2 separate regions of the Homo sapiens genome follow, and region 1 is linked to region 2. Evidence: read pairs that join two places in POLR2A ChIA-PET (ENCODE). Cell type or tissue: B cell. All regions are shown on one strand. Links, peaks and the distances in the headings refer to the core of each region. The heading gives the core; the rest is flanking DNA.

Region 1 (15,647 bases), core at 6,338-11,337, 120 kb before region 2:
TTACTAAGAAAAAAAAATGCATCTCATATTGCTAAATGTAATATGATTTATTACTTTGGTCACATGTGGTATCTAACAGTTATGCATTCAGAAAATACTTAGTTCTGTAATGAGGCAATTAGAAATTAACTAAGTGAGCTACCTGGTCAATCTGCGACTTAAACAGCTCGTATTATAACTAGAAATACTGACATTTGCTAGATTAAGCTTATTAAATGAATCCACCTGAATGTGCCAAGAGCATAAAAATTCAGTATGACAGAGGTTCAGAAAACTGGAGTTTAAGGAAACTAAATGATAAATGAAAAACTAAGCCTTGATTCAAAATGTCAGAAAAGGTTCAAGAGAATTTTTATACTGAAACCTGTGCACCTCCCTTAATCTGTCATAAAGATCTACTATGTGACAATCTCTTTCCTGAATGGTAAGTTTCCTCACCTAGTGTAGCTAGTTCTAATGTGCAATTCTGCAAAGTATCACTGGTTTGGTTCACAACAAGTACATCCAGGACAATATCATATTGGTTGACATGAACGTAAGCTTCTGCATATACAGGATCTGAGAAACCTGTCAATTGGGTGACCTGTCAAAACAAAAACAAAGACATAATCAAATGACAGATGCAATTTCACCAAACATACCCTGGCCAAATGATTAAGTCTGGTAGGTTATTAACAGAGTTGCTTAGAAGTCATTTTGAGATAGGTAAAATAAAATTGTTTTATAATGCAGAAATGGAAATTGAAACCAGAATATTAAGAAATAACAGGTCCTAGAGTTTAAGACATCTATTTGTTTTTAAGCTCAATAACTCAGTATAAGGTATTATACATGTTGATTTTTGAGCTTATAAGTTCAGTAGTAGAAAAATGTTAAATATATTTAGCAAATACATTAAACATTATCCCAATTTTGCCAACTAAATAAATTTGGATACACTTTCATTTAAATCCCTCAGTAAGTATCTAAACTCACTACTTGATCTATGAAACTCAGGATCCAAATAAAATCCAAATCATGTGGTAGCCCTTGCTCCACAAACTGAGGCACTAAACAGATTATATAGTAAGAAATGATTGTAATGCCACAAAAATAAAATTACAAATGCCCTCCCACTCCAAATTTAAACACACTGAAAGCACTGTACTTTAAAAAGCTAATATTGTCACCAAAAGCATAGGCAATAAAAGAAAAAATAGATTAAACATCAAAATTAAACACTTTTATGCATCAAATATTATCAACAGAATGAAAAGGCAACTCACAGAATGGAAGAAAATATTTGCAAATCATGTATCTGATAAGGGGGTTAGTATCCAGAATATTAATAACTCCTAAAATTCAAACAAAAAAAACCAACAACCCAATTTAAAAATAGGCACAGGACTTGAACAAACATTTCTCCAAAGAAAATATACAAATGGCCAATAAGCACGTGAAAAGACACTCATCATCACTAATCATTAGGAAAATGCAAATCAAAACCACAATGAGATACCACTTCACATACCCATTAAGATGGCTATCATCAAAAAAAAACAAAACAAGTGTTGGCAAGGATATGGAGAAATTGGAACTCTTGTGCACTGCTGGTAAGAATGTAAAATAGTGTAGCTACCATGAAAAACACAATGGAGGTTCCTCAAAAAATTAAAAGTACAATTATCATATGATCCAGCAATTCTGCTTCTAGATATATACCCAAAAGAACTAAAAGCAGGGACTTGAACAGATATTTGTACATCTGTGTTAACAGCAGCATTCTTCACAGTAACCAAAAGGCAGAAGCAATGCACATATCCAGGGATGGATATATGGATAAACAAAATGTGGCATATACTTACAATGTAATATTATTCAGCCTTAATAAGGCAGGAAATTCTGATACATGCTATGACATGAATGAATCTTGAAGACATTATACTGAGTGAAATATGCCAGTCACAAAAGGAAAAATACTGTATTGTTCCACTTCTGTGAGGTACTTAAAATAGTCAAAATCACAGAGACACAAAGTAGAATGGTGGCTAGGGGTAAGTAGAGGTTGAGGGGAAGTAGGAATGACGAGTTATTGTTTAATGGACATAGTTTCAGCTTTGCAAGATGAAAACAGTCCTGGAGATGGCTGCATAACAATATGAATTTAATTAATGCCACAGAACTGTACACTTACAAATGGGTTAAAATGGCAAATCTTTTGCAACTTTAACTATAATTCAAAAAAACTAAAAAAATTTTATAAATGTAATATTATTGATATCAATTCCCAATTTTAAGGGAGGGAAATTGTTTTAGTAATTCCAATTCTGCTACTGACCTTATCTTAAACAAAAGTAATGTAAGACTGTTCATTCAGTCTAATAGATGAGGGATCACTGATTCTTAAATTTATATATTTAAGAGAGTAGAATCATTTTCCTAATAAAATTCTATATGGAACTCGATATATTAAGAATATAAAAGTAGAACTGCTCTGTTTAAAGTAGCAGAGAATAAGAGAAGGTGAGGTCAAGGTGTGGGAAGAGGCCAGGGCTGTTGCCTGTTCAGCTTCCCTTTAAAAACCTCAGCTAACCTTTAAGGATCCCCTTCCCTCAACTTCTATTTATTGGTCTATGATTCCAGACACAACTGGATCGAGTTAAACCATCTGATGGACTTACAGTACTATCACATATAGTAGTAAGGTACTTCATCAGCTTCTGAGTTTCAACTGAGGTTTAATGGACCTATCACAGTGACTTGACAAAATAGTTATCTTTCTTTTAAAAATAGCAGCACTAACAACTTCCTTAAGGAGTCGATTTAAATAATTTAGAGTCTATCAGACATTTTGTTACCTTGTTAAGTTTAGATGCTAGGGGATCTGCTGCCTCTTTCCTCTGTGTGTTACCCATTGCTGCCAGTAAACTCAGCTGAAACTGATCTTCCTTGCAGTTCATTTCATTCTTAGCAGTTAGTTGCATGAAGGAAATGGGGTCATCAGGCTGTACTGTCACATTCCTCTTTTCAGATTCTTTCTGTGTTGAGAATATAACAAAGTCTCTCTTTAATATGAAAAGATAGTTTTTTAGAGGCTTTTGACAGAGACAGCCCTCACATATGAAAACTGAAAAATCAACAAAACAACAAGAAAACCCACAAAGCACTTTTCTTTTCTTTTTTTTCTTCCTGAGACAGGCTGTTACTCTGTTGCCCAGGCGGAGTGCAGTGGTATGATCACAGCTCACTGCAGCCTCGAACTCTTAGATTCAAACGATCCTTCATCCTCAGCCTTCCAAGTAGCTGGAATGACAGGCACATACCACCATGCCTGGCTAATTTTCTCATTTTTTTTGTTGAGACAGGGGCTTGCTATGTAGCCCACACTGGTCTCAAACACCTGGCCCCAAGGAGTCCTCCTGCCTCAGCCTCCCAAAGTGCTGGGATTACAGGCGTGAGCCACTGCACGAAGAGACACAAAACACTTTTGTTGCCTCATCATATATACCTTACCTTTTGGGATAATTTCTCTTCTTCTAGTTTAGCAGATAACATGTGAGAAAGGGACTGTCTGCATTCCTTATTGAAAATGTCATTCATTAAAGGTGAACATTCAGACAAGACCTTGAGGCACAGGGAAATTCGATCCACATCATCATCAGTAATTGGCTTCTTAGGAAGAGAGGATTTTCCCAAATGCAGGATAGTAGCCATGAGCAACATAGCCTCAGCAACAAAAGACTAAGAAAGTAAAGAAATCGGTTACTGATATTGTCTTGATTCTCAGATTGCAATCATGTCACTTCATTATAACTCACAATCTAAATTTTCACTTCACCTGAATAAGATTTCAAATTCTTTGGATTTTATGTCCATATCTGTTTTTGCATTCTTCTCCTTCCTTTCTACTCTTAACTGCCACTCTCTAAGACCTGCATTAATCCTCAATTAGAGACAGCAGAGGCTTTTTAACTGTTTTCCCTTGCTCCAGTCCTTCTCTGTAACCACTTCATATGCTGATGCTGTCCTTTTTAATCCCAACTACAGAAAAGTTAAAAGAATGATATACTTTACCAATTGTTAACATTTTGCCACATTTGCTTACCTATTCTGTATATGTACACTTATTTTTTTTGGCTGACATGTGAAAAAGTCTTCACCTCATAAATGCTTCAGCATTCATCTCCTAAGAGTCAGAACAGTTTCCTACAAACCACAATTTCATTTTCTCATCTGAAAAATTCAACAATTCCAAAATACAGCTTCTATACTCTGAATTCAAATAAATCTCCCTAAATTGTCTTAAAATGTTTTTGTTTTATTTTTTAAATCCAGGATCAGCTTCATGCATTTTATCCCTCTTAATCTAGACCAGTTCTCTGCCGTTTTGTTTTTAATCGCACTAACTTTTTTAAAGAACTGAGGCCAGTTGTTTTATAGAATATCCCACACTTTTGATTAGAATACCAGATAGGTGATGTTTTGTATTTCACCCTGTACTGCATCACAAGGTACCTAAAGTTAGGCTGTCCAATTATTGTGCTGCTAAGCGTGATCACCTGATGCTGCTATCTTAATCTTTATACTGCACCAATCATTTCATTCCCTATGTAAATACCTTTAATGAATGTCAGCCTTCATACTGAAGTCCGTATTACTTAGCTCGCTATTCAAAGTCTTCCACAAGTGATTGCAACTTACTTTTTTAGTCTCATGTAGCATTATCCTGACACATATGCTCTAAGCCCTTGCCAAATTGCCTTTGGCTGAGTACTGATCTGCACACATGCATGAAAAACTACTGGAGGCCTGGGAAAAACCAGCAGAAGAGTAAGTATATGTCCCCCAAGTTTGGATACTGTCTCCAAAAGGAGAGGAAAGAGAGGAGGGGACAGAAAAAAAAATCCGAGGAAATGACTGAAAATTTCCCAAACTGATGGAGATATAAACCTGCAAACCCAACAAGCTCAATGAACCACAAGTACAGCAAACATGAAGAAAACCACACTAAGGCATATCCTAATCAAATTACTGAAACCAAGTGAAAAGGAGAAAATCTAAAACCAGTGGAAGAAATACACACACACACACACACACACACACACACACACACACACACACACTCTCTCTCTCTCTACACCCAGGGAGATAAGAATGACAGTAGACTTCTCACCAAAAAGCCAGAAGACAATGGAGCTTTACTTTTACACTACTGGGAAAAAAAAACAGAAGACTTAGAATCCTATACCCACAAAGGTAACTTTCTAAAGTGTACAAAAAAATAGGCTTTTTCCAGACAAAAACTGGAACAATCTGTTGCCAACAAATCTGCACTATAAGAAAAGTTAAAGCAAATTCTTTAGGCAAAAGATGTATGATACCAGAAACTTAGTCCTACACAAAGAAATGAAGAGTGTTGGAAATGGCATAAATGAAGGAGTGCCAGTGAGATTATAAGCAACCAAACTTCCTTCTTGTACCAAACAGTGCAAACATTATTAACTCGGTATGTTACAAGAAACTGGCTCTTTTAAGCAGGTATCAGTAAACACTCCCAACTTCCAGAAGTGATGCAACCAGGAGAGGAAAGCAAATTCAACTCTGAGATAAAAAAATGTTGGAGACTTTTAAAAAACATACTTTAAAGATTATACTGTGACCAGACCTGAATAAATAAATGCCCACAAAAGAGTTACAAAATAAATTATTGCTCAAAAATCAAATCAATTAAGGGATAATATACCTTGTAAATTATCTGGCTCTCATTTATGGCTTTTCTTATAATGGAATTAAAACAAAAACAAAAAGAACCTGGCCAGGCACGGTGGCTCATGCCTGTAATCCCAGCACTTTGGGAGGCCGAGGTGGGCGGATCACCTGAGGTCAGCAGTTCGAGACCAGCCTGGTCAACATGGTGAAACCCCAGTCTCTACTAAAAATACAAAAAAAATTAGACAGGCGTGGTGGCAGGCGCCTGTAGCCCCAGCTACTCGGGAGGCTGAGCCAGGAGAATTGCTTAAACCCAGGAGGCGGAGGTTGCAGTGAGCTGAGATCATGCCATGGCACTCCGGCCTGGGCAAGAAGAGTGAGACTCCGTCTAAAAAAAAATTTTTTTTTAGATCAAGCTGTTAGTCTCCAAAAACGAAGGAAATATGAGTGATGTGAGTGAAAGTGTTTCAATTTAGAAACCTGCTGTATAGATAACCAACATAATACGAAAGCTGAAGGAATCAAAAGGAGTCCCATTGCTACAGGCCCAATTTGAATGTCAGAAATTGCTGTGGTAGGACATTGTAACCAACTCTGCGCTACTACCACAAATGTTCTATGGATTCTGTTTCTTAAATAATAAGAGTTGAAACTACTTGATCAGTGGCAGCATAATGGATGTTGTCTTAGCAGGCATGAAAACATTCATTTCTTTCTACATCTCCATCAGAGCTCTTGGGTGACCAGCTAAATTGTCAATGAACAGTAATATTTTAAAAGGAGTCTTTTATTTCTGAGCAGTAGGTCTCAATGGTGAGCTTAAAATACTTAGTAAGCCATCCCGTAAAGAGGATGTGCTGACATCCAGGCTTTGTTGTTCCACTGACAGAGCACAGACAGAGTTGATTAAGCACAATTCTTAAGAGCCCTAGGATTTTCAAAATGGGAAATGAGCAATGGCTTCAACTTAAGTTACTGGTTGTATTAGCCCTTACCAAAAGAGTCAGCCTATCCTTTGAAGCTTTGAAGCCAGGCACCGACTTCTCTCTAGCTACCAAAGTCCTAGATGGCATCTTCTTCCAATATAAGGTTGTTTAGTCTACACTGAAAATCTGTTGTTTAGTGTGGTCACCTTCACCAATGATCTTGGCTAGATCTTCCAGATAACTTGCCACAGCTTCTCCATTAGGACTTGCTACTTCATGTCAAACTTTTACATTATGAAGACGGGCTTATTTCCTTAAACCTCATGAATCAACCTCTGCTAGCTTCAAACTCTTCTTCTGAAGCTTCCTAACCTCTCTCAGCCTTCATGGAATTGAAGAGAGTTAAGGTCTTAGTCTGGATTAGGCTTTTGGCTTAAGGGAATCTTGTGGCTGGTTTTATCTTCTATCCAGACCACTCAAACTTTCTATCAGCAATAAAGCTATTTCGCTTTCTTTCTTCTTCTTTTTTTTCCTCGAGACGGAGTCTTGTTCTGTCTCCCAGGCTGGAGTGCAGTGGTGTGATGTCAGCTCACTGCAACCTCTGCCTCCCATGTTCAAACAATTCTCCTGCCTCAGCCTCCCAAGTAGCTGGGAGTACAGGCGCCTGCCACCACACCTGGCTAATTTTTGTATTTTTAGTAGAGACAGGGTTTCACCATGTTGGCCAGGCTGGTCTCGAACTCCTGACCTCGTGATCCGCCTGTCTCGGGCCTCCCAAAGTGCTGGTGTGAGTCACCACGCCTGCCAAATGTTTCACTTTCTTATCATTCATGTGTTTACTGGAGTAGCACTTTTAATTTCCTTTAAGAGCATTTCCTTTGCATGCATAACTTGGCTACCTACTTGGCAAAAGCAGCCTAGCTTTTGGCTTAGCTCAGCTTTTGACATGCATTCCTTACTAAGTTTAATTATTTCTCACTTTTGATTTAAAGTGAAAGACATGTGACTCTTCCCTTCACTTAGAAGCCACTGTAGGATTATTAACCGGCCTAATTTCAATATTGTGGTATCTCAGGGAATAGAATAGGGAGGCCCAAGGAGGAAAGAGACGGGGTAACAGCCGGAACACACACAACAATTATTGATTACGTTTACTATTTTATATGGGAATGGTTCCTGGCATCCCAAAACAACTATGATAGTAACATTAAAGATCACTGATAACAGATCACCATAACAGATGTAATAATAATGAAAAAGTTTGAAATATTGTGAGAATTACCAAAATGTAACACAGAGATATGAAGTGAGCATATGCTTATTTGGAAAAATGATGCTAACAGACTTGCTCAACTCAGGGTTCCCACAAACCTTCATTTGTTTAAAAAAAAAAAAAAAAGCAATATGTGCAAAGTACAATAAAATGAAGTATGCCTGTAAATGCTATGTAAATAATTGTTACACTGCATTGTTTTCAACTTTCTATTATTTTTTACTGTTTATCATTTTTTAAAAAAGATATTTTCAATCCATAGTTGGTTGAATCTGCAGGTGCAGAAGCTGTGAATATGGAGGACCAACTGCATACCATTGTAAATGGGTGTTTGGTTAGAACGGTCAGAAGCTACAAAGCAGGCATGAACTACAGATGAGAATAACTTAAGAGACATTCTGGGATAAAACAGACAATGACCGAATGGATGCAGATGCTGGAGAGAAGGACATTTCCTTCACTGGTCCTGAACTAATCCCAGCAAACTGAGGTGACTTCATAAATCCTTTCTCTTCCACTGGAATAATCACATGACATTGTTATTGTATTACTTTGTCAATTTTCATTTTTTTAAAGCCCAAACAGAAGAGGAAGATACTTTATCAATTTTAGAGTAATATATTACTGTGTCCACTTCTGCTATTAAATCATAAACTCTTTCATGACAGAAACTTAGCATTAATTTTTGAGTCCCTCACTGTTCAATGCATATAGTAGGCACTCAATGTTTAATTGTTGGTTAAATGTAAAATAAATGAACTTACATTTTGCTTTTTCTTCTCCTGAACCAAAGCTACATAGCGCAATGCAATCTTGGTCAGAGTTGTGGCAAGGGAGGCAGCAACAAAGAAATCTCCATCCAGAAGGAATCCTCTCAAGGGAGGTCTGCAAAGCAACCAAGGAAAATCAAACCCACCAACTTGCTAAGCAGCATGCAGCTTCTGTATAAATGAATGATATAGGCCTATTAAACACTCTTATTACCATCCTTCAGTGATAAGGATACCTTAGCTAACTAACTCCTTAGCTCCCAGAAGAAAGAAGGAAAAAGAAAAATAATACATGACTTTAAAACTTATCTTTGGCCAGGTGCAGTGGCTCACACCTGTAATCCCAGCACTTTGGGAGGCCAAGGCGGGCGGATTACCTGAGGTCAGGAGTTCGAGGACAGCCTGGCCAACATGGTGAAACCCCGTCTCTACTAAAAATACAAAAATTAGCTGGGCATGGTGGCACAAACCTGTAATCCCAGCTACTCAGGAGATTGAGGCAGGAGAACTGCTTGAGCCCAGGAGACAGGTTGCAGTGAGCCATGATCGCGCCACTGCACTCTAGCGTGGCCGACAGAGCAAGACTCTGTGTCAAAAAAAAAAAAAAAAAAAAAAAAAAGAAAACTTATCTTTGAATGACACAAAAGCCATCAGAATATGGAAAGATACAATATTTAATTAGGGGCATACGTAATTGCAGCTAATGAAGTACCTCCGAATTCCAGCTTACCTGTTTATTTACTGGGTAAGCCTCAAATTCTTCTTCCATAAAATGGAGATAATATATTCTATCTCAAAGGCTTATTGTCAAGACTATATGAGACAAACTACTTAGCACAATGCCTAGCACTTAGTGGGTATTCAGTAAAATTTTAGGCAAAGATTTCACCATCTTCACCATTAAAATTTACTTAATAGAAAAATGCACAATTTTATTCCATCATTTAGAAATTGAAAAATCTTCAAAATGTTTTCAGATGCTAATAAACAACAAAACTCAAATATCTTCAGTTACCCCCACTTAGCATTTTCTGAGTAAAAATAATTTGAGTTTAAACAGAACAGTTATTTCCATAAAAACACTGGAAGGGACAGAGAATTAAAACCATCAATACAATTCCTAGGGGGAAGAACTTAAACATCCTCCGCTTCTCAAGTACCTTAAATGGCAAAGATTTTCATTTTGGTTGCAAAAGCAAGAGGAAAGAAATCATTTGACTGTCTTACATACAAGAGTAATAATAAAAGTAGTACAGCTGGCAGGGTATATGTGCCATAAATTACCTGTCTTCCTCTTTCTTGGTGGGTCTAGAACTGCTAAGGGCACTCTGAGTTGCATAGGTACCCATTTCAGTAACCAATTTCTGAACTGGCCCTACAGTTATTTCTTCTTCAGGTTTTAATTCACCAGCTTCTTTCTTTATTTCTGACTCTACAATTGGGATCTAAAAGTCAATTGGAAACATCATTTTAGTAATAGTATCAACAGCAAGCAAAATTATCTTTAAATATTTGATTGTTTCTCTAAAAAAGGCATTACCCTAATGGGATTTTTGGAACTGGGAACTCTGCTTTCAATTTATTTCCTTCCCAGGATAATGTAGTAGGTAGAATAGGGGCTTCAGAGATGGATATTCCAGGGTTTGAATTCTCACTCTGCCACTTACTACTTTGGACCTCAGTTTCTTAATCTGCTAAGTGGAAATCTTAATTCTTTCTACACATTTTACCTAATAGAAAAATGCATTGGACAGTGTCTAACACAAAGCAGATGGTCATTAAGTCGTATTCCTCTTCTTCATTCCTTTCCTTGAAATTTTAACCAAAACAGTACTCATCCTTCTAAAATGAAATAAATCCGACTTATTTGTACATAATAACCTCATCAACTAACTTTTAAATTAACTGAATGGCTATTATGTATTTATTACTCAATACCAGTCCATTACCTAATATAAGAGCACTAAGAGTATTTAATCATTACCTATTTTAATTTATTTTATAGGTGAAAAACACTGATGTCAAGTTAGGTTGAGGAACTTATATTCAAGGTCCTCCAGCTAACTGTCGACACAACAATGACTAGAACTAATTGTCAGGTCTCCTGATAATTAGTCCACTGTTCTTTCTATTCTACCATAAGGTTGTTAGGATGAAGAATACTGTCAGTTTTACTGCATAAATATTCTGAAGTCAGACTTACTCTAAGGCATTCTTCCTTCAGAATACAGGCTAAAGCAGAATTTTACAAGCTACTGCTTCTTTTTTTTTTTTTTTTTTTTAATAAACACAGAACATTTTGTTCAAACAAAATCTAACTCAGAAGTGTAAATAATGTAAGCAAATCACTATAAAAAGTCAGATTTTCCTAAAGGAAAAATTACCATATAAACTAACATTTACTAAAGTAAAACATACCTCTCCAAGGGACCTGCGGATCTCAGTCATCACACTCTGAATGTCTTCCTTGGTACTACAGTATTCTCCCAGGATCCATAATGCTCCTCGGTAAATCCTAGCACAATACAAGATCTGAAACATGAACTTGGCAGACAAATCTTGAAGCAGAGATCTTTCTTTGTTAATTTAAGCTCAAATAAAAACAAGGGCCAGGCACTCACGCCTGTAATCCCAGCACTTTGGGAGGCCGAGGCGGGCGGATCACGAGGTCAGGAGATCGAGACCATCCTGGCTAACATGGTGAAATCACGTCTCTACTAAAAATACAAAAAAATTAGCCGGGCATGGTGGCGGGCGCCTGTAGTCCCAGCTACCCGGGAGGCTGAGGCAGGAGAATGGCGGGAACCCATTCTCGGGAAGCGGAGCTTGCAGTGAGCCAAGATCGCGCCACTGCACTCCAGGCTGGGTGACAGAGCGAGACTCCGTCTCAAAAAAAAAAAAAAAACAAGGGCCAGGCACGGTGGCTCACGCCTGTAATCCTAGCACATTCGGAGGCTGAGGCCAGCGGATCACTTGAGCCCAGGAGCTCAAAACCAGCCTGGGCAACATGGTGAAACCCCATCTCTACTAAAAATACAAAAATCAGCCAGGCATGGTGATGCACATCTGTAATCCCAGCTATTGAGGAAACTGAGGCATAAGAGCTCCTTGAGGCCGGGCACAGTGGCTCACGCCTGTAATCCCAGCACTTTGAGAGGCTGAGGCGGGCGGATCACCTGAGGTTGGGAGTTCAAGACCAGCCTCACAAACATGGTGAAACCTCGTCTCTACTGAAAATACAAAAAAAATTTGCTGGATGCAGTGGCACGCACCTGTAGTCCAGATACTTGGGAGGCTGAGGCTGGAGAATCGCTTGAACATGAGAGGCGGCGGTTGCAGTGAGCCGAGATCGCGCCACTGCACTCTAGCCTGTGAGACAGAGCAAGACTCCATCTCAAAAAAAAAAAAAAAAAAAGAACTGCCTGAATCCAGGAGGCGGAGGTTGCAATGCCCTGAGATAGCGCCACTGCACTCCAGCCTGGGTGACAGAGCAAGCTTCTGTCTCAATAACAAAAAAACAAAAAACAAAAACCAACAAGATTCTGCAGTTCTAAAGTATTTTAGATAAATATTTCAGAAAGAATCTAACAAAACCTAGGTTTCAGTTCTCTCCAGAAATCACAAAGATTAAAAGTAAAATAACTGTTCTTATTATTAGGAACATTCTAAAACTGGTAAACCTAGCAGTAAAAATAAAATACCAAAATGTTTCCCAGTAAAGTGTCCATTTAGGACACAGTGAAGGCAAATTTGGCTTAATCTCTTACTACTCTAAGAAATGTATTATTTTATGGCCAGACACTGTGGCTCACACCTGTAATCTCAGCATCTGGGGAGGATGAGGTGGGAGGATTGCTTTAGTCCAGGAGTTCGAGACCAGCCTGGGCAACAAAGCAAGGCCCTCATCTCTCTTAAAAAAATAAATAAATAAAGTAAAAACAAAACAAAAACAAAAACAAAAAATCAGGAATGTATTATTTTAATGTAAAAAGTAATTCACTTTTTATTTTCAGTCACTGAAGAGGCAAGGTGTTGAACTGAACAATGGATACAGAAGAAGTACAAGGGATCAGTAAAAAAATAATAGTAAAGAAAGCAACCATTCATTCATTCATTTAGATTAAAAAAATAAATAGAGACAAAGTCTCACCATGTTGCCCAGGCTGGTCTCCAACTCCTGACATCCAGCAATTCTCCTGCCTTGGCCTCCCAAAGTGCTGGGAATACAAGTGTGAGCCACCATACCCAGCCAACAATTCTTTAGTTTAAAATGTTAAACTGAATAAAGTCCTTAGTCATCTTTCCCCTAAGATTTTAATTAAATTTATTCAGAAAAACTTAATTATAGAAACCAAAGCTCTAAGAGATTATGGCTGTCAAAAACAAATTCTTAATGTCATAGCTCTTTTAAAATTTGTTTAGCAGGCTTTCTGGTTTTTGCCGGAAAGCCCTCTCACAAAAAAAAAAAAAAAAAAAAAAAAAGCAAATCCTTAATATGATTTTCTTCTCACAAAGGAAGCAAATCCTGCTCTGCTCACTTCCATAAATATTAATATATTTTCATATCATAAAAACAATTTTGTACTTGTCCCTTCCTTCCTGAGACATATTTCAAGTCTGTTAGAGACTATCCATCAGATGCTTTAAATGAAGCAAAATTTAGATGCAACAGTCCTTTCTCATTAGCAAAGGCTCTCTGAAGGGAAAGACAGATTTAGGTTGCATTTTCAATCTTTCTCTTCATTAAATGTGAAAGGAAGATATAAATAATAGTAATAGCCAAAAAGTGATGCCATTTAAAAATATGCTCTTTAGTTACTTTAAGATTCACAATGTTTTAGAGAAAATCAGAATAGAGACCCTGAGCTAAATCACTCCTAAAAAAATTATTTTGGGCCATTTATTATAGACTAAATGAGAGTGGAGTTAGCGAGATGCTTGTTGTACAAACTTGTCTTATTTTGGCTTGATTGTCCTCTCCATTCTATTTTCTATCAACTGACCCTTTAAAGATAAAAACTGATAAAATGCTTACTTGACCTTACATTTAAATGTATTTTAAACCTACTTGACAGATTTAATAGCATGAAAGACTTCAAGCATCTTCTCAACAATAAGCATTCTCAGGTTATCAAAGCGCTGAATGGCTTCACGAACAAACTCCAAGACATCAGCAGCTGCTGCTTCGTTGTTGTCACTGAGAAATTCCATTAACTAAAAGAAAAAAAAAAAAAAGAAAATGGAACTAACAATTTTCGAAAAGAAAATTATCTAGGACAAGAAATAAATTAAAAGAATGTAATTCTTTTTTTGTTTTCTAAGAGACAGGGTCTTGCTTTGCTGCCCAGGCTAGAGAATAGTGGCACAATCATAGCTCACTGCAGCCTTGAACTCTTGGGCTCAAGTGATCCTCTGGCAGCCTCAGCCTCCCCAGGAGCTAGGACTTCAGGCATGACACTATGCCTAGCTAATATTAATTTTTTTGTAGAGACAGGGTCTCCCTATATTGCCCTGGCTGGTCTTGAATCCCTGGCCTCAAGTAATCCTCTTGCCTAGCCCTCCCAAAGTGCTCGAATTACAGACATGAAGTGCCATGCCTGACCCTTGTAATTCTTAATAATTTTCAAATACACAACAAAATGTAAATTGAGAGACAAGTACTATTATGTAAACAAAGTCACAATGGCTTTTCCATTTTATGTGCAGCAAAATTTATTTTAAAATTCACTATAAAAGATAAGCTAGAGATCCAAAACTCCAAATAAATAAATGAATTCGATCCTCCTAAATTGTAACTAAAATCATTTTAGAGAGAACTCAAGAGCTCAAAGGCAAAAATCAAATTATAATAACATACCTCACTTATCTGACAGTGACAGCAAAATATTCTACATATGTGAATTTTTCCTATAACTGATTCCTTTAAGAGCTAAAGCTATTTAAAATAAATACCTATTTGCCTTACTGAATAATATATATACACAGCATAATTTTACTTTAGGTAACTGTATCATCAATTAAAATAATATGCAAAGCTTTTTTTTGGTCACTGTTTTTGTTTTTTTGATGAATATATAAGTGAAAGAAGTCAGTCCTCACCCTTCTGAGTTTAAAGGTAGAGGTAGATATAAAGATCACTTCTCACCATGAGATTTAATGGTTCTAGGCAGCTGAGATTTCTGGAGTTTGTCAAATAACTATATTTTTTAAAAAATTCTTTTAGATAATTTCAAAATTAAAGTCATCAGAATTACATACCACAGGAATAACATTTGCAGCCATATCTGGAAATCGGACAGAACAGGAATGCAATGTTCGCACTAGGAGTTGTCTGTATTTGTCAGTATCTTCATGCTCAGACACATTATTTGTTTTTATCACTTCCTTCTTCAGGACAATAACCAGCTTATAGAATGAAGTAAAAATAAGTGAGAGTTACATCATATTTGGGCCTGATAGCTACAAAGTGCTGTCAGAGTTTCCTTTTACCTCTTCAACATTTCTAGAAGAGACAAGATCCAGTGCTAACTGCAGAGTTTTCTTTCGTACTTCTAAGTCTGGTGTGCTCAATACTCTTAGGATATCCATAACCAGATCCTAAAAAAGAAGAAAAAATCAAGAATTAACACCAATCTTTCTGGTCACAGGAAAAAAATCTTCACTGCAGAATGGTGGGGTTTATCTATCATCACTTTAATTCTTTAATCAATAACAAAACCACTAGTGGTGGAAGAACTAGATAGTTTGGGTCTCCTGATACACTGCAATATGAAATAATAGCACATGACACATTCAAACTGATAATGTTTACTTTGACTCTGTCAAGCTAAAGCTAAAGCTCCAACTTACAGTTTATAGAAAGTAACAGAAGTCAAAGAACAAGCTAAACAACGTAAGAAAGTAGCCATACACATCCAGAAAGAGGGGCATTTTATAGTATTACTGGTCTGGTCTCTTCAACAAATCAGTGTCATAAAAAAAAGATACTGT
Region 2 (15,647 bases), core at 5,704-10,703:
GGCATGGGATTTCTCTTCTCAGTATTTTATTGAGAAAATTTTCAAACAGACAAGACAGTTGAAAAAATTTACAATCTTGCCACCTGGATTCTACCATTAGCATTTTATTATTCATGCCTATCCATTTAGTAACATTTTATTACCACATATCTATCCATCTGTTAACATCCCTCTGTCTACTAATCCACTTATTTTTTGATACATTTAAAAGTAAATTGGACCAGGTGTGGTGGCTCACACCGGTAATCCTGGCACTTTGGGAGGCCGAGGCTGGAGGACTACTTGAGGCCAGGAATTCGAGAGCAGCCTGGCCAACATGGTGAAACACCATCTCTACTAAAAATACAAAAATTAGCTGGGCATGGTGGCGCATGTCTGTAATCCCAGCTACTTGGGAGGCTAAGGCAGGAGAATCACTTGAACCCGGGAGGCAGAGGCTGCAGTGAGCCGAGATCGTGCCATTGTACTCCAGCCTGGGCGACCAAGTGAGACTCTGTCTCAAAAAAAAAAAGGAAATGCAGATAAATGATGTGTTACTCCCTGAGCCAGGGTAGTATGCATGTGGGTGTTTGTTTTTCATTATTCTTTATACTGTACACATATATGATAGGTATTCTATTTTATCCCCAAATAAAAAGACATTTAAAAAGAATGAATAGTATTCTTTGCCCAAGGGAAAATACTTAGGTAGTTTTTTCTGTGTGGAATACCTACCTACCCTCTTCTTTTCACCCATAGAAAGTCTACCTTTTTTTAGGAATTGGTATAACTTTCCCCCACCGAAGAATCTCTCCCTTGCTACTGCAGCCATCATCAATCTCTCTTTCTTTCTTTCTTTCTTTTTTTTTTAGATGGAGTCTTGCTCTGTCACCAGGCTGGAGTGCAGTGGCACGATCTCGGCTCACTGAAACCTCTGCTTTCCAGATTCAAGCCATTCTCCTGCCTCAGCCTCCTTAGTAGCTGGGATTACAGGTGCATGCCACCATTCTGAGCAAATTTTTTGTATTTTTAGTAGAGACAGGGTTCCACTATGTTGGCCAGGATGGTCTCGATCTCCTGACCTCGTGATCCGCCTGCCTCGGCCTCTCAATCTCTTTCTTTTGAATTTACTTAATATCTTTGCCATTCATCATAGCCCCAAATTAAATGCTATTTAATTTATATTCTTTTCATTTCAGGTAGAAAGGTAGCTTGCTGACACTAGTCTCAGATCCATTCCCACCCTTTCCCTGCTCTTCTCTGTTGCTGCCTCTCACAGGCTGTCTTGTTCTTTCATTCTTGATAGGTTAAAGCAATGAGAGGCACCACAGGAGGACTGGAAACGGGAAGAGAGAAGCCAGGCCATTTCTCACTCTGTTCCCTGTGTCCTTTGGAATCTGGCGGTGTCCCTCTGGACAGCCTCTCCCTTCTTTCTCCCAGATCTACTCAGGCAGTTCTCCTGGTGGTTTTTGCTCCTTCTGTCTGACAGCCAAGGCTTCTGGGCTCTGGTGACAACTGCTCCTCCCAGTGTCACCCTTGCAACAAGGAGAATAACTTCCCAATTTTGCTAATCTGTGAATTACTTCACCATTCCCTTTTCGACTTCTTCACTGCTCCATTCATCTGCATAATGAATCCTCTGTTGAAACAATTTCCCTTCCTCTGAAAGACCTGTTTTTTTTTTTTGTCTTTTTTTTTCCTGGCTAGATCCCAGCTGACATCATGTATAGTGAAAGAGCACAGGCTTGGAAACTGGAGGGACCTAAGTTTGAATCCTATTATTTATTCTATGAACTTGTTTAAGTTACTTAATTTCATTCTTAAACTAGGGGTTATAACACCTACTTCACTGGGTTGCTATGAGTGTTAAATGGCATACTATATGAACAGTGCCAATACCATAGTTAGGACTCAATAAATGGAAGCTACCATTATTGATTTATATACTCCCTGACAGCATAGCCATTTTCTTCTTTTTGTGTCTCAGTGCTTTACCTAAAGGTGTTTATCACATTACTTCCTCTGAAATTTAATTTAATCAGCAACTTATTGAGCATCTACTCTGTACTGGCAATTGTGTTAGGTAGTACTTCTAGAAGATATGATGAAAATACAGCCCTTGCCTTTAATGTGCTTACAATCTAATGAAAGTAAGAGATGTGACAACAACTAAGTCTGCAGAAATGCAATCTGACAAACACACCAAACTGAGGTACAAGTGACACCAACAGGTACATGGTTGAAGGAATGAGTGAGTGACTCTGCCTGGGAATATCAGGAAAAACTTCAGAAAGGAATAGGCGCTCTGCTGGTTTTGAATGAAAAGAAAACTTTCAACAGGCAAAGAATGAGGGAAAGAAGAATTTGGGCTGAGGGAATGGCATGAACTAAATGGTGGAGCTATAACCATGCACGTACATTTACAGCACAATTTCAACACCTCTAACAGGAGTAGGTGGAGGGAGATGTAGGGAGAGACCTTGAAATCCTTGATAGCTGCTGGGTATGGACTTGATCCTACAAGTAAAAAAACAATGCAAATTTTTGAGAAGGGGAGTGATTTCTGAGTGACCTCAGAAATCCAACTGTAACTTAAGAAAGAAAAAACAGAGTTTGGAGACCCATTATCAAGTTCTTACTATAGTCCTACTGTGACATAATCCACAACACATGGGGATAGATTGATAGGAAGGATGGACAAGAGTGTTCATTAAAATTGGCTTTGAAACAGCATTTCTCCATCTGTTTAGCATACGAGTGTCTCATGAATCACAATAATCGCAATTATAGCCAATTATTTTTTAATGTATTTAGAAAAAATATACATTCTTTATACTGGCCTATAATAAGGCTTTATGTGATCTGACCCAGAAAGTTCTCAGACTTCATCTGTATGCTTCCCCTTGCTCAGTCTACTCCAGCTCTATAAGCCATTTTTCTGTTGCTTGAATAGGCCAACCACGCCCTGGTTCTGACTCAAGGCCTTTGCAGCTGCTGTTCTATCTGCCTGGAGGAATTTTATTCCAGACCTTTGCTTATCCTTACATCTTCTGGCACTTCACTTCTTACTACCCTTCCTTTTACTTACCCTCCTTTAGGCATTCACCCTTCTTACTCTTTCTTGAATAAATCAAGCATGCTCTTGCCCCAGGGCCATTGCACTTGCTGTTTCTGCCTAGAATTCTCTTCTCCTAGATTTCTGCATGGCTTATTTCCTCACCTCCTTCAGGTCTTTCTTTGCTTATGTGTCAACTTTTCTGTGAGGAATCCCTGCATCCCTATTTAAAAATGTGAAGTTAAATATTCTTTCTCCTTTTCTACTTTCTTTTTCCCCATAGCACTTAACCACTTGGGATACTATGTATTTTCCTTTTCCTTTTTGTTTTTCCATGGTAGAATTTGAGGTGCATTAGGGAAGATATATATATATATGTGTGTGTGTATATATATATATATGTGTGTGTGTGTGTGTGTATATATATGTGTGTGTATATATATATGTGTATATATATGTGTGTATATATATGTGTGTGTGTATTATATATATATATATTTTTTTCTTTGTCAGTAGAAGGTGACTTACTGGAAAATTTAGAAACATGTGGCAACAAGACAGGTAGATCTCTGTACTGTTACTCCCCAGACCCAGAGCTTACACACCGTATAGAAAGAGCATACGTGCTTCAGAAGGAATGTGTAGGATCACTGAAATTGACCCCTCAGGGAAAGGTAAGAATGCTGTGTCTCATAGCCCATAATTTGCCAAAGGACAGCACTTAGGTAAGTACATGTTTATGATAACATCAAGGTTGTCTTGGCTTACACAAGCAACAGTACATAAAGTAGAAATCTTGAGGCATTCCTGGGCCTGGGGTTAATCAGAAGTCAACATGGCAGATTAGCATCCAAGATGAAGTGGCATCATCCTGCACAGTGTCCAACGCTGTACACTCGATTAGGAGGGAGTAAACAAGATTGAGCACTGGGAGCAACAGTAGCAGGACACCCAACAGCCCAAAGTTGGAAGGAGCACAAGTGTTCACTGATGGATGAATGGATAAACAGAATGTGGTCTAAACATACTATGAAATATTATCCAGCTTTAAAAGGGGAGGAAGTTCTGATGCATGCTACAACATGGATGAACCTTGAGGACATCATACAAATGAAATAAGCCAGGCAGAGAAGGATACATGCTGTATGATTCTACTCATATGAGGTACCTAGAGTAGTCAAACTGATAGAGAAAGTAGAATGTTGGTTGCTAGGAGTTGTGGGGATGGGAAGATGGGAAGTTATTTAATGGGTAGAGTTTCAGATCTGCAAGATGAAAAGAGTTCTAGTGATGGATGGTGGTGATGGCTTGCACCACAATGTGAATGTACTTTACTAACTGCACATTCAACACGGTTAAGATAGCAAATTTTCATTTTGTGTTTTTTACCAGAACTTAAAAAGAAAAACAGGGTTTTTTTTGTTTGTTTGTTAGTTTTCAAAAGAGTCACAGGACAAAACAAGGTGAGAATGGTCTCATGAAAACCAAAAAAACAGAGTGTTTCTAGAATGAAGGATTCATTGAATGCTGCTAAGAAAAAGATGAGATGAGGAATGAAAACATCAGTGGGACTAATGAACAGGGGCATCACTGCTGAAAAAATACAATGTCTTTAAGATGTAGAAGTGGGGTTGAAACCACATTGAAATGGGTAACACTCTCTTCTTCCTTATCTGGGAATGAGTTGGTTGTTGGTGATCATCAGTCTGATCCACTCCAAGAGAGATCGTAGCGGGGTCCAGTCTGTGCTCCCCTGGGATCGTTTGCCATGGCTAGAAGTTAAAACTACACAAACGCAAGATCAAAACCCGAGACCCGCACGCCCAGATGACCGGGACGAGGCCATACTTCACATCTTCTCTCACAGACTCACAATTAGGCAATGGTTACCTCAAACGACTTTATATGGCGGACACCCCAGTGAGAGGTGACAGTGTGCTGGCAGTCCTCACAGTTCTCGCTCGCTCTAGGCGCCTCCTCTGCCTGGGCTCCCACTTTAGCGGCACTTGAGGAGCCCTTCAGCCCACCACTGCACTGTGGGAGCCCCTTTCTGGGCTGGGCAAGGCCAGAGCCGGCTCCCTCAGCTTGCAGTGGAGGGAGAGGCGCGAGCGGGAACCGGGGCTGCGTGCAGCGCTTGCGGGCCAGCTGGAGTTCCAGGTGGGCATGGGCTTGGTGGGCCTGCACTCGGAGCAGCCGGCCGGCCCTGCCGGCCCTGGGCAGTGAGGGACTTGGCACCCAGGCCAGTGGCTGCAGAGGGTGTACTCTGGGTCCCCCAGCAGTGCCAGCCCACCGGCGCTACGCTCAATTTCTCACCCAACCTTAGCTGGCTTCCCGAGGGGCAGGGCTCAGGACCTGCAGCCCGCCATGCCTGAGCCTCCCACCCACTCTGTGGGTTCCTGGGCAGCTGGAGCCTCCCCGATGAGTGCCGCCCCCTGCTCCAGGGCGCCCAGTCCCATTGACCACCCAAGGGCTGAGGAGTGTGGGCGCACGGCACTGGGACTGGCAGGCAGTTCCACCTGCAGCCCCAGTGTGGGATTCACTGGGTGAAGCCAGCTGGGTTCCTGAGTCTGGCGGGGCCTTGGAGAGTCTTTATATCTAGCTCAGGGATTGTAAACATACCAATCAGCACCCTGTGTCTAGCTCAGGGTTTGTGAGTGCACCAATCGACACTCTGTATCTAGCTGCTCTGGGGCCTCGGAGAACCTGTGTGTCCATACTCTGTATCTAACTAATCTGATGGGGAGGTGGAGAACCTTTGTATCTAGCTCAGGGATTGTAAAGGCACCAATCAGCGCCCTGTTAAAACAGGCCACTTGGCTCTACCAATCAGCAGGATGTGGGTGGGGCCAGATAAGAGAATAAAAGCAGGCTGCCCCAGCCAGCAGTGGCAACCCGCTCGGGTCCCCTTCCACACTGTGGAAGGTTTGTTCTTTTGGTCTTTGCAATAAATCTTGCTACTGCTCACTCTTTAGGTCCACGCTGCTTTTATGAGCTGTAACACTCACTGCGAAGATCTGCAGCTTCACTCCTGAGCCCAGCGAGACCATGAGCCCACCGGGAGGAAGGAACAACTCCAGACATGCTGCCTTAAGAGCTGTAACACTCACTGCGAAGGTCTGCAGCTTCACTCCTGAGCCAGTGAGACCACGAACCCGCCACAAGGAAGAAACTCTGAACACATCATCTGAACATCAGAAGGAACAAACTCCAGACGCGCCACCTTAACAGCTGTAACACTCACCGCGAGGGTCCGCGGCTTCATTCTTGAAGTCAGTGAGACCAAGAACCCACCAATTCCGGACACACCAGGACCTTCCGCTGCTCGCTCCTCCTCGTCCCTTCTACCCGCTGGGGTCAGCCTCATCGACCCCGTCTCAACTCTGACACAGTCTCTCTCTCTCTCTCTCTCTCTATATATATATATATATATTTTTTTTTTAGATGGAGTCTCGCTTTGCTCCCCAGGCTGGAGTGCAGTGGTGCAATCTCTGCTCACTGCAAGCTCCACCTCCTGGTTTCACGCCATTCTCCTGCCTCAGCGTCCCAAGTAGCTGGGACTACAGGCGCCCGCCACCACACCCTGCTAATTTTTTGTATTTTTAGTAGAGACGGGGTTTCACCGTGTTAGCCAGGATGGTCTCAACCTCCTGACCTTGTGATCCGCCCGCCTGGGCCTCCCAAAGTGCTGGGATTACAGGCATGAGTCACTGTGCCCGGCCAGGGCAGATATTCTTGTAGAATTTTGTTTCTTGCTTTATCCCTGGTGCCTAAAACAATTTGTGGTATACAGTAAGTACTCAATAAACATTTTTTGAATGAATGACTGAATAAATGGATAAATAATTCCAGTCTCCTCATATCTCAGGTCTCAGATAAAATGCCTTCCTCAGAAATGCCTTTCCTAATCCTCCTATCTAAAACAGCCCTTCTCATCCTAGTTGTGCTTTATAATATCATTATGTTTTACTTTTCTCATATTACTTGTCATTATCTGAAATTATTCTATTTATTTACTTGCTTATTGTCTTCCTCCTCCCTCCTCCATTAGAATGTAGGCTCCTTGAGACCTGGGCCCTTGACACAATAATTGTTAAATGAGTGAATGTACAAAACACTGTGTTGAAAGCCTCAGATGAATTATCTCACCCACTTCTCATAGCAACCCCAATTAAATAGTACCATAGAATTCCCTTATCTCAAATGAGAAAACAGAGCTTTAAAGAGCTTACATAGCTAGAAAGTGGCAGAGCCCAGATTTGAACACAGGCATTTTGATTCCAGGACTCATTCTGAGTTAGTTTACGTAACTGAAGACTTCTGAGAGCCTTGTATATCTACAATCTGCAAGAGAAGGAAAGCATCTACAACGCTGCCCAAATTTACCTGACCACAGAAGCTTCTTCTTTGTGGGAAGTTCCTAGAATTTTATGGATATACTTTTGAAAATGCTTCCATAAGGTTCTAGCCCTTTTGACTTGGAAGTTGTTAGAGCTTTCTTTACAGGTCTAACATAACTTCATTGTAATTCAAGGCATGTCACCTAACATGCCTAAGAGCCATGGTGGGAAGAAGGAAGAGAGGTCTGCTGAATGGAAAAGCAAAGACATTCCGGGGTTACTGTCAAAGAAAGTAATAGAGGAGGAAAAATGAGAGAGAGAGAGAGAGAGAGAGAGAGAGAGAGAGAGAGAGAGAGAGAGCGCCAGCCCTAATGTGTGGTCCTAATAAGAGAAAGGCACAAAGATCGGCTTTCTTTCAGCAAAATCTGTGACTATTCAGTATGTGGTCCTGGGTAAGGCAGCAGAAAGTTAATTTTGGCATGTAAATCTCCAGTGGGTGAGTAGACATTGGTGTTGTTTACTCAAAATTCATTCTCTTTCTTCCTCTTTTCTAACAGAACACTGTATCTTGCCTTGTAATTCACCCTCAGGCCCTTAGCCTGTGCTTCCCTAAGCCAATTGCTCCCCTCACCAGTAAATGCTGTAGGAATGAATAGGTTGCCTTACGCAGTTGTGGTCAGTGAGACATAAAGGCAAGTCTGCCTGGGGACTTCTAGGAAAGGTTTACCTCTTCATGGAAAAGAGGCACATAGGAAGAGATGTTGGACAAAGCTAATGTTAATAATGAGAATGGCAGAGCTGAAGAATGGAAAGAACCTGATTCATGATGACATTCCTTGGCCAACCTACATTCTCATCTGGACTTCTTCTTATGTGAAGTAATAAATGTTTCTTATTATTAAAGCAATTTTCTTAAGTTTTTCTGTTACTGGTGACCAAAGCATCTCAACTGATATAGTTAGGAAATAGAACCCCTCATATCCCCTCCATATGTTCACACAGGTCAGAGTGTGAGCATTTGGAAGGAGCACTACAACAGTGGGAAGTCCAAATAGAGAGATCTACATCTCTGCAGTAAAAGATACTAATAAGCTTGATAAATTGTTGGCACAGGGAAGGGGGGGGTTCAGCTTTACATTTCCATCATGTCTAGACCAAGACATGTAGGTTCCCATGCAAAAAAACATTTCGTACTCCTTTAACCCAATATTCAGTAAATAAGTGTTCAATATTGATTTAATGGGGATGAGAATATCTGATTTTCTGTTAATCAAAATTGTAGATGTCTTTCCTTGTGTTTTAAATAAGAGATTTACCACATATATTGACCATAATACAACATTTTAACTTACTTGGAATTATTTTTCCATAGCACAATGTTAGCTTCTAGTTATCATTCATATTACAGTTAAAGGTAACTTATATGGGTCTACTTATGGGTTGAAAAAATGCATAACGTTTCTTTTTTTTATTATACTTTAATTTCTAGGGTACATGTTCACAACGTGCAGGTTTGATACATAGGTATACATGTGCCATGTTGGTTTGCTGCACTCATCAACTCATCATTTACATTAGGTAATTCTCCTAATGCTATCCCTCCCCCAGCCCCCAACCCCCAACAGGCCCCAATGTGTGATGTTCCCCACCCTGTGTCCAAGTGATCTCATTGTTCAATTCCCACCTATGGGTGAGAACACGCACTGTTTGATTTTCTATCCTTATGACAGTTTGCTGAGAATGGTTTCCAGCTTCATTCACGTCCCTGCAAAGGACATGAACTCATCCTTTTTTATGGCTGCATAGTATTCCATGGTGTATATGTGCCACATTTTCTTAATCCAGTCTATCATTGATGGACATTTGGGTTGGTTCCAAGTCTTTGCTATTGTGAATAGTGCCACAATAAACATACGTGTGCATGTGTCTTTACAGTAGCATTATTTACAATCCTTGAGGTATATACCCAGTAATGGGATTGCTGGGTCAAATGGTAATTCTAGTTCTAGATCCTTGAGGAATCACCACACTGTCTTCTACAATGGTTGAACTAATTTACACTCCCACCAACGGTGTAAAAGCATTATTTCTCCACATCCTCTCCAGCATCTGCTGTTTCCTGACTTTTTAATGACTGCCATACTAACTAGCATGAGATGGTATCTCATTGTGGTTTTGATTTGCATTTCTCTGATGACCAGTGATGATGAGCATTTTTTCATGTGTCTGTTGGCTGCATAGATGTCTTCTTTGCAGAAGTGTCTGTTCATATCCTTTACCCACTTTTTGATGTTTTTTTCTTGTAAATTTGTTTGAGTTCTTTGTAGATTCTGGATATTAGCCCTTTGTCAGATAGGTAGATTGTAAAAATTTTCTCCCATTCTGTAGGTTGACTGTTACTCTGATGGTAGTTTCTTTTGCTGTGCAGAAGCTCTTGAGTTTAATTAGATCTCATTTGTCAATTTTGGCTTTTGCTGCCATTGCTTTTGGTGTTTTAGTCATGAAGTCCTTGCCCATGCCTATGTCCTGAATGGTATTGCCTAGGTTTTCTTCTAGGGTTTTTATGGTTTTAGGTCTAACAGTTAAGTCTTTAATCCATCTTGAATTAATTTTTGTATAAGGTGTAAGGGAGGGATCCAGTTTCAGCTTTCTATATATGGCTAGCCAGTTTTCCCAGCACCATTTATGAAATAGAGAAATCCTTTCCCTATTGCTTGTTTTTGTCAGGTTTGTCAAAGATCAGATGGTTGTAGATGTGTGGTATTATTTCTGAAGCCTCTGTTCTGTTCCATTGGTCTATGTCTCTGTTTTGGTACCAGTACCATGCTGTTTTGGTTACTGTTGGCTTGTAGTATAGTTTGAAGTCAGGTAGTGTGATGCCTCCAGCTTTGTTCTTTTGGCTTAGGATTGTCTTGGCAATAAGAGCTCTTTTTTGGTTCCATATGAACTTTAAAGTAATTTTTTCCAATTCTGTGAAGAACGTCATTGGTAGCTTGATGGAGATGGCATTGAATCTATAAATTACTTTGGGCATTATGGCCATTTTCATGATATTGAGTCTTCCTATCCATGAACATGGAATATTCTTCCATTTGCTTGTGTCCTCTTTTATTTCCTTGAGCAGTGGTTTGTAGTTCTCCTTGAAGAGGTCCTTCACGTCCCTTGTAAGTTGGATTGCTAGGTATTTTATTCTCTTTGTAGCAATTGTGAATGGGAGTTCACTCATGATTTGGCTCTCTGTTTGTCTTTTAATGGTGTATAGGAATGCTTGTGATGTTTGCACATTGATTTTGTATCCTGAGACTTTGCTGAAGTTGCTTATCAGCTTAAGGAGATTTTGGGCTGAGACGATGGGGTTTTCTAAATATACAATCATGTCATCTGCAAACAGGTACAATTTGACTTCCTCATTTCCTAATTGAATACCCTTTATTTCTTTCCCTTGACTGATTGCCCTGGCCAGAACTTCCAACGCTATGTTGAATAGGAGTGGTGAGAGAGGGCATCCCTGTCTTGTGCCAGTTTTCAAAGGGAATGCTTCCAGTTTTTGCCCATTCAGTATGATATTGGTTATGGGTTTGTCATAAATAGCTCTTATTATTTTGAAATACGTTCCATCAATACCTAGTTTATTGAAAGTTTTTAGCATGAAGGGCTGTTGAATTTTGTCGAAGGCCTTTTCTGCATCTATTGAGATAATCACGTGGTTTTTCTCCTTGGTTCTGTTTATGTGATGGAGTACGTTTATTGATTTGCGTATATTGAACCAGCCTTGCATCCCAGGGATGAAGCCAACTTGATCATGGTGGATAAGCCTTTTGATGTGCTGCTGGATTCGGTTTGCCAGTATTTTATTGAAGATTTTTGCATTGATGTTCATCAGGGATATTGGTCTAAAATTACTTTTTTTGTTGTGTCTGTGCCACGCTTTGGTATCAAGATGATGTTGGCCTCATAAAATGAATTAGGGAGGATTCCCTCTTTTTCTATTGATTGGAATAGTTTCAAAAGGAATGGTACCAGCTCTTCCTTGTACCTCTGGTAGAATTCGGTTGTGAATCCATCTGGTCCTGGACTTTTTTTGGTTGGTAGGCTATTAATTATTGCCTCAATTTCAGAGCCTGTTATTGGTCTATTCAGAGATTCAACTTCTTCCTGGTTTAGTCTTGGGAGGGTGTATGTGTCCAGGAATTTATCCAATTCTTCTAGATTTTCTAGTTTATTTGCGTAGAGGTGTTTATAGCATTCTCTGATGGTAGTTTGTATTTCTGTGGGATTGGTGGTGATATCCCCTTTATCATTTTTTATTGCATCTATTTGATTCTTCTCTTTTCTTCTTTATTAGTCTTGCTAGCGGTCTATCCTATCTATTTTGTTGATCTTTTTCAAAAAACCAGCCCCTAGATTCATTGACTTTTTGAAGGTTTTTTTGTGTCTCTATCTCTTTCAGTTCTGCTCTGATCTTAGTTATTTCTTGCCTTCTGCTAGCTTTTGAATGTGTTTGCTCTTGCTTCTCTAGTTCTTTTAATTGTGATGTTAGGGTGTTGTTTTTAGATATCTCCTGCTGTCTCTTGTGGGCATTTAGTGCTATATATTTCCCTCTACACACTGCTTTGAGTGTGTCCCAGAGATTCTGGTATGTTGTGTCTTTGTTCTCACTGGTTTCAAAAAACATCTTTATTTTTGCCTTCATTTCGTTATTTACCCAGTAGTCACTCAGGAGCAAGTTGTTCAGTTTCCATGTAGTTGTGTGGTTTTTAGTCATTTTCTTAGTCCTGAGTTCTAATTTGATTGCACTGTGGTCTGAGAGACAGTTTGTTATAATTTCTGTTCTTTTACATTTGCTGAGGAGTGCTTTACTTCCAAATATGTGGTCAATTTTGGAATAAGTGTGATTGATGCTGAGAAGAATGTATATTCTGTTGATTTGGGGTGGAGAGTTCGGTAGATGACTATAAGGTCCGCTTGGTGCAGAGCTGAGTTCAATTTCTGGATATGCTTGTTAACTTTCTGTTTTGTTGATCTGTCTAATGTTGACAGTGGGGTGTTTGTCTCCCATTATTATTGTGTGGGAGTCTAAGTCTCTTTGTAGGTCTCTAAGGACTTGCTTTATGAATTTGGGTGCTCCTGTATTGGTTGCATATATATTTAGGACAGTTAGCTCTTCTTGTTGAATTAATCCCTTTACCATTATTTAATGGCCTTCTTTGTCTCTTTTGATCTTTGATGGTTTAAAGTCTGTTTTATCAGAGACTAGGATTGCAACCCCTGCTTTTTTTTTTCCATTTGCTTGGTAGATCTTCCTCCTTCCCTTATTTTGAGCCTACGTATGTCTCTGCACATAAGATGGGTCTCCTGAATACAGCACACTGATGGGTCTTGACTCTTTATCTAGTTTGCCAGTATGTGTCTTTTAATTGGAGCATTTAGCCCATTTACATTTAAGGTTAATATGTTATGTGTGAATTTCATCCTGTCATTATGATGTTAGCTGGTTATTTTGCTCATTATTTGATGCAGTTTATTCCTAGCATTGATGATCTTCACAATTTGGCATGTTTTTGCAGTGGCTGGTACCGGTTGTTCCTTTCCATGTTTAGTGCTTCCTTCAGGAGCTCTTGTAAGGCAGGCTCAGTGGTGACAAAATCTCTCAGCATTTTTCTGTAAAGGATCTTATTTCTCCTTCACTTATGAAGCTTAGTTTGGCTGGATATGAAATTCTGGGTTGAAAATTCTTTTCTTTAAGAATGTTGAATATTGGCCCCCATTCTCTTCTGGCTTTTAGAGTTTCTGCTGAGAGATCCGCTGTTAGTCTGATGGGCTTCCCTTTGTGGGTAACCCAACCTTTCTCTCTGGCTGCACTTAACATTTTTTCCTTCATTTCAACTTTGGTGAATCTGACAATTATGTGCCTTGGAGTTGCTCTTCTTGAGGAGTATCTTTATAGTGGTTTCTGTATTTCCTGAATTTGAATGTTGGCCTGCCTTGCTAGGTTGGGGAAGTTCTCCTGGATAATATCCTGAAGAGTGTTTTCCAACTTGGCTCCATTCTCCCCGTCACTTTCAAGTACACCAATCAGACATAGATGTGGTCTTTTCACATAGTCCCATATTTCTTGGAGGCTTTGTTCATTTCTTTTTACTCTTTTTTCTCTAATCTTGTTTTCTCACTTTATTTCATTAATTTGATCTTCAGTAACTGATACCCTTTCTTCCACTTGATCACATTGGCTATTGAAGCTTGTGCATGCATCACGAAGTTCTCGTACCATGGTTTTCAGCTCCATCAGGTCATTTAAGGTCTTCTCTCTGCTGTTTATTCTAGTTAGCCATTTGTCTAATCTTTTTTCAAGGTTTTTAGCTTCCTCGAGATGGGTTTGAACATCCTCCTTTACCTCGGAGAAGTCTGTTATTACCGACCTTCTGAAGCCTACTTCTGTCCACTCATCAAAGTCATTCTCTGCCCAGCTTTGTTCCGTTGCTGGCTAGGAGCTGTGTTCCTTTGGAGGAGAAAAGGCACTGTGAGTTTTAGAATTTTCAGCTTTTCTGCTCTGGTTTCTCCCCATCTTTGTGGTTTTATCTACCTTTGGTCTTTGATGTTGGTGACCTACAGATGGGGTTTTGGTGTAGATGACCTTTTTGTTGATGTTGATACTATTCCTTTCTGTTTGTTAGTTTTCCTCCTAACAGTCAAGTCCCTCAGCTGCAGGTCTGTTGGAGTTTGCTGGAGTTCCACTCCAGACCCTATTTGCCTGGGTGTCACCAGCAGAGGCTGCAGAACAGCATACATTGCTGTCTGGTCCTTCCTCTGGAAGCTTCGTCCCAGAGAGGCAGCCACCTATATGAGGTGTCTGTTGGCCACTACTGGGAGGTGTCTCCCAGTTAGGTTACACGGAGGTTAGGGATCCACTTGAGGAGGCAGTCTGTCCGTTCTCAGAGCTCAAACGCTATGCTGGGAGAACCACTGCTCTCTTCAGAGCTATGAGACAGGGACGTTTAAGTCTGCAGAAGTTGTCCGTTGCCTTATGTTCAGCTATGCCCTGCCCACAGAGGTGAAGTCTAGAGGCAGTAGGCCTTGTTAAGCTGTTGTGGGCTCCGCTCAGTTCGAGTTTCCCACCGCTTTTTTACCTACTCAAGCCTCAGCAATGGTGGATGCCCCTCCCCGAGCCAGGCTGCTGTCTCGCAGATCAATCTCAGACTGCTGAGCTAGCAGTGAGCAAGGCTCTGTGGGTGTGGGAGCCGCCGAGCCAGGCACGGAAGAGAATCACCTTGTCTGCTGGTTGCTAAGACCTTGGGAACAGCACTGTATTTGAGCGGGAGTGTCCCATTTTCCCAGGTAGTCTGTCATGGCTTCCCTTGGCTAGGAAAGGGAAATCCCCTGACCCCTTGTGCTTCCCAGGTGAGGTTATGCCCCACCCTGTTTCTGCTCGCCCTCTGTGGGCTGCACCCACTGTTCAACCAGTCCCAGTGAGATGCACCAGGTACCTCAGTTGGAAATGCAGAAATCACCCATCTTCTGCGTCGATCCTGCTGGGAGCTGCAGACAGGAGCTGTTCCTATTTGGCCATCTTGGAATGCTCCAACATTTCTTTATTTCTGGCTTTCACATTGGCATTCTTTCCCACTTTTGTGTAGTTCCAATTTTTTGTTTAGTATTCTTATGTGTTTTTTTTAAAACCAAATATCTTGGAAGCACTGTTAAAGAAATTAAAGTTTAGACAGGGAAACAAATCACTCATTCCCAGTAAATAGCATTATGTCATGCATTATTCCATTTTAGAAATTCAGCTTTGACTCCCTATTTCAGGTGACTGCCAGTTGGCTATTTCAGGAGTAAGGAGCCAAACATCATTTACACAAGCAACATGCACGGGGTCTTGCAACACAAATGGGTCAGTGCTAACTCAAGGGTGCTGCCTAAACTGGGGGGAGTGGGACTTGTGTTGGAAACAAACATGAGAGGAGTAGCTGACAGATCAATGGTGTAATACTGGAGTAAAAATCCCCAAACTACTACAGACAAGGATTTTAGGGATTCTTTCCTGTTCCTAAACTAAGTTCTAGCCTCCTGGATGCCCAGCTACATAACTATCCCTGGGTCTGGGATGAAATTTGCACTTGAAACCCACCAAAGGCTGCCGTTCTTCCACCTCAAAACACAAATCTAGCTACCTGCATTATTGCCTGAAAGCCTCTAGATATGGCCTGGAGAAGATGTAAACTCTCTCCGACTCAGTCTCTTGAGCTGGTAACTCTGGGTGAATGGAGGCTTAATGT

The links. ChIA-PET counts read pairs that join two places held together with the same protein. Peaks named below come from ENCODE experiments on the same cell type or tissue, not always from the same donor. Only the 100,000 strongest peaks of a DNase experiment are listed, where the experiment ranks them.
Region 1: POLR2A ChIA-PET joins it to region 2 with 6 read pairs; 2 of 35 experiments call an interaction of 5 or more read pairs at or near these places.

The regions. Positions count from the first base shown.
Region 1 is chr11:14,465,844-14,481,490 of GRCh38, forward strand. COPB1 (coat protein complex I subunit beta 1) reads right to left here. Exons shown (of 22, transcript NM_001144061.2): 9 at 15,147-15,254; 10 at 14,916-15,062; 11 at 13,726-13,871; 12 at 11,076-11,172; 13 at 9,942-10,102; 14 at 8,652-8,772; 15 at 3,493-3,720; 16 at 2,838-3,017; 17 at 439-583. It also overlaps the pseudogene RNU7-49P. Among named protein-coding and RNA genes, the nearest start is that of COPB1, 26 kb to the right of the region's middle. In B cell, for the core only: no CTCF peak of the experiment used is centred there; no DNase peak of the experiment used is centred there.
Region 2 is chr11:14,585,932-14,601,578 of GRCh38, forward strand. It overlaps a transcript of PSMA1 not described here. Among named protein-coding and RNA genes, the nearest start is that of PDE3B, 50 kb to the right of the region's middle. In B cell, for the core only: no CTCF peak of the experiment used is centred there; a DNase peak (open chromatin) is centred at 8,040.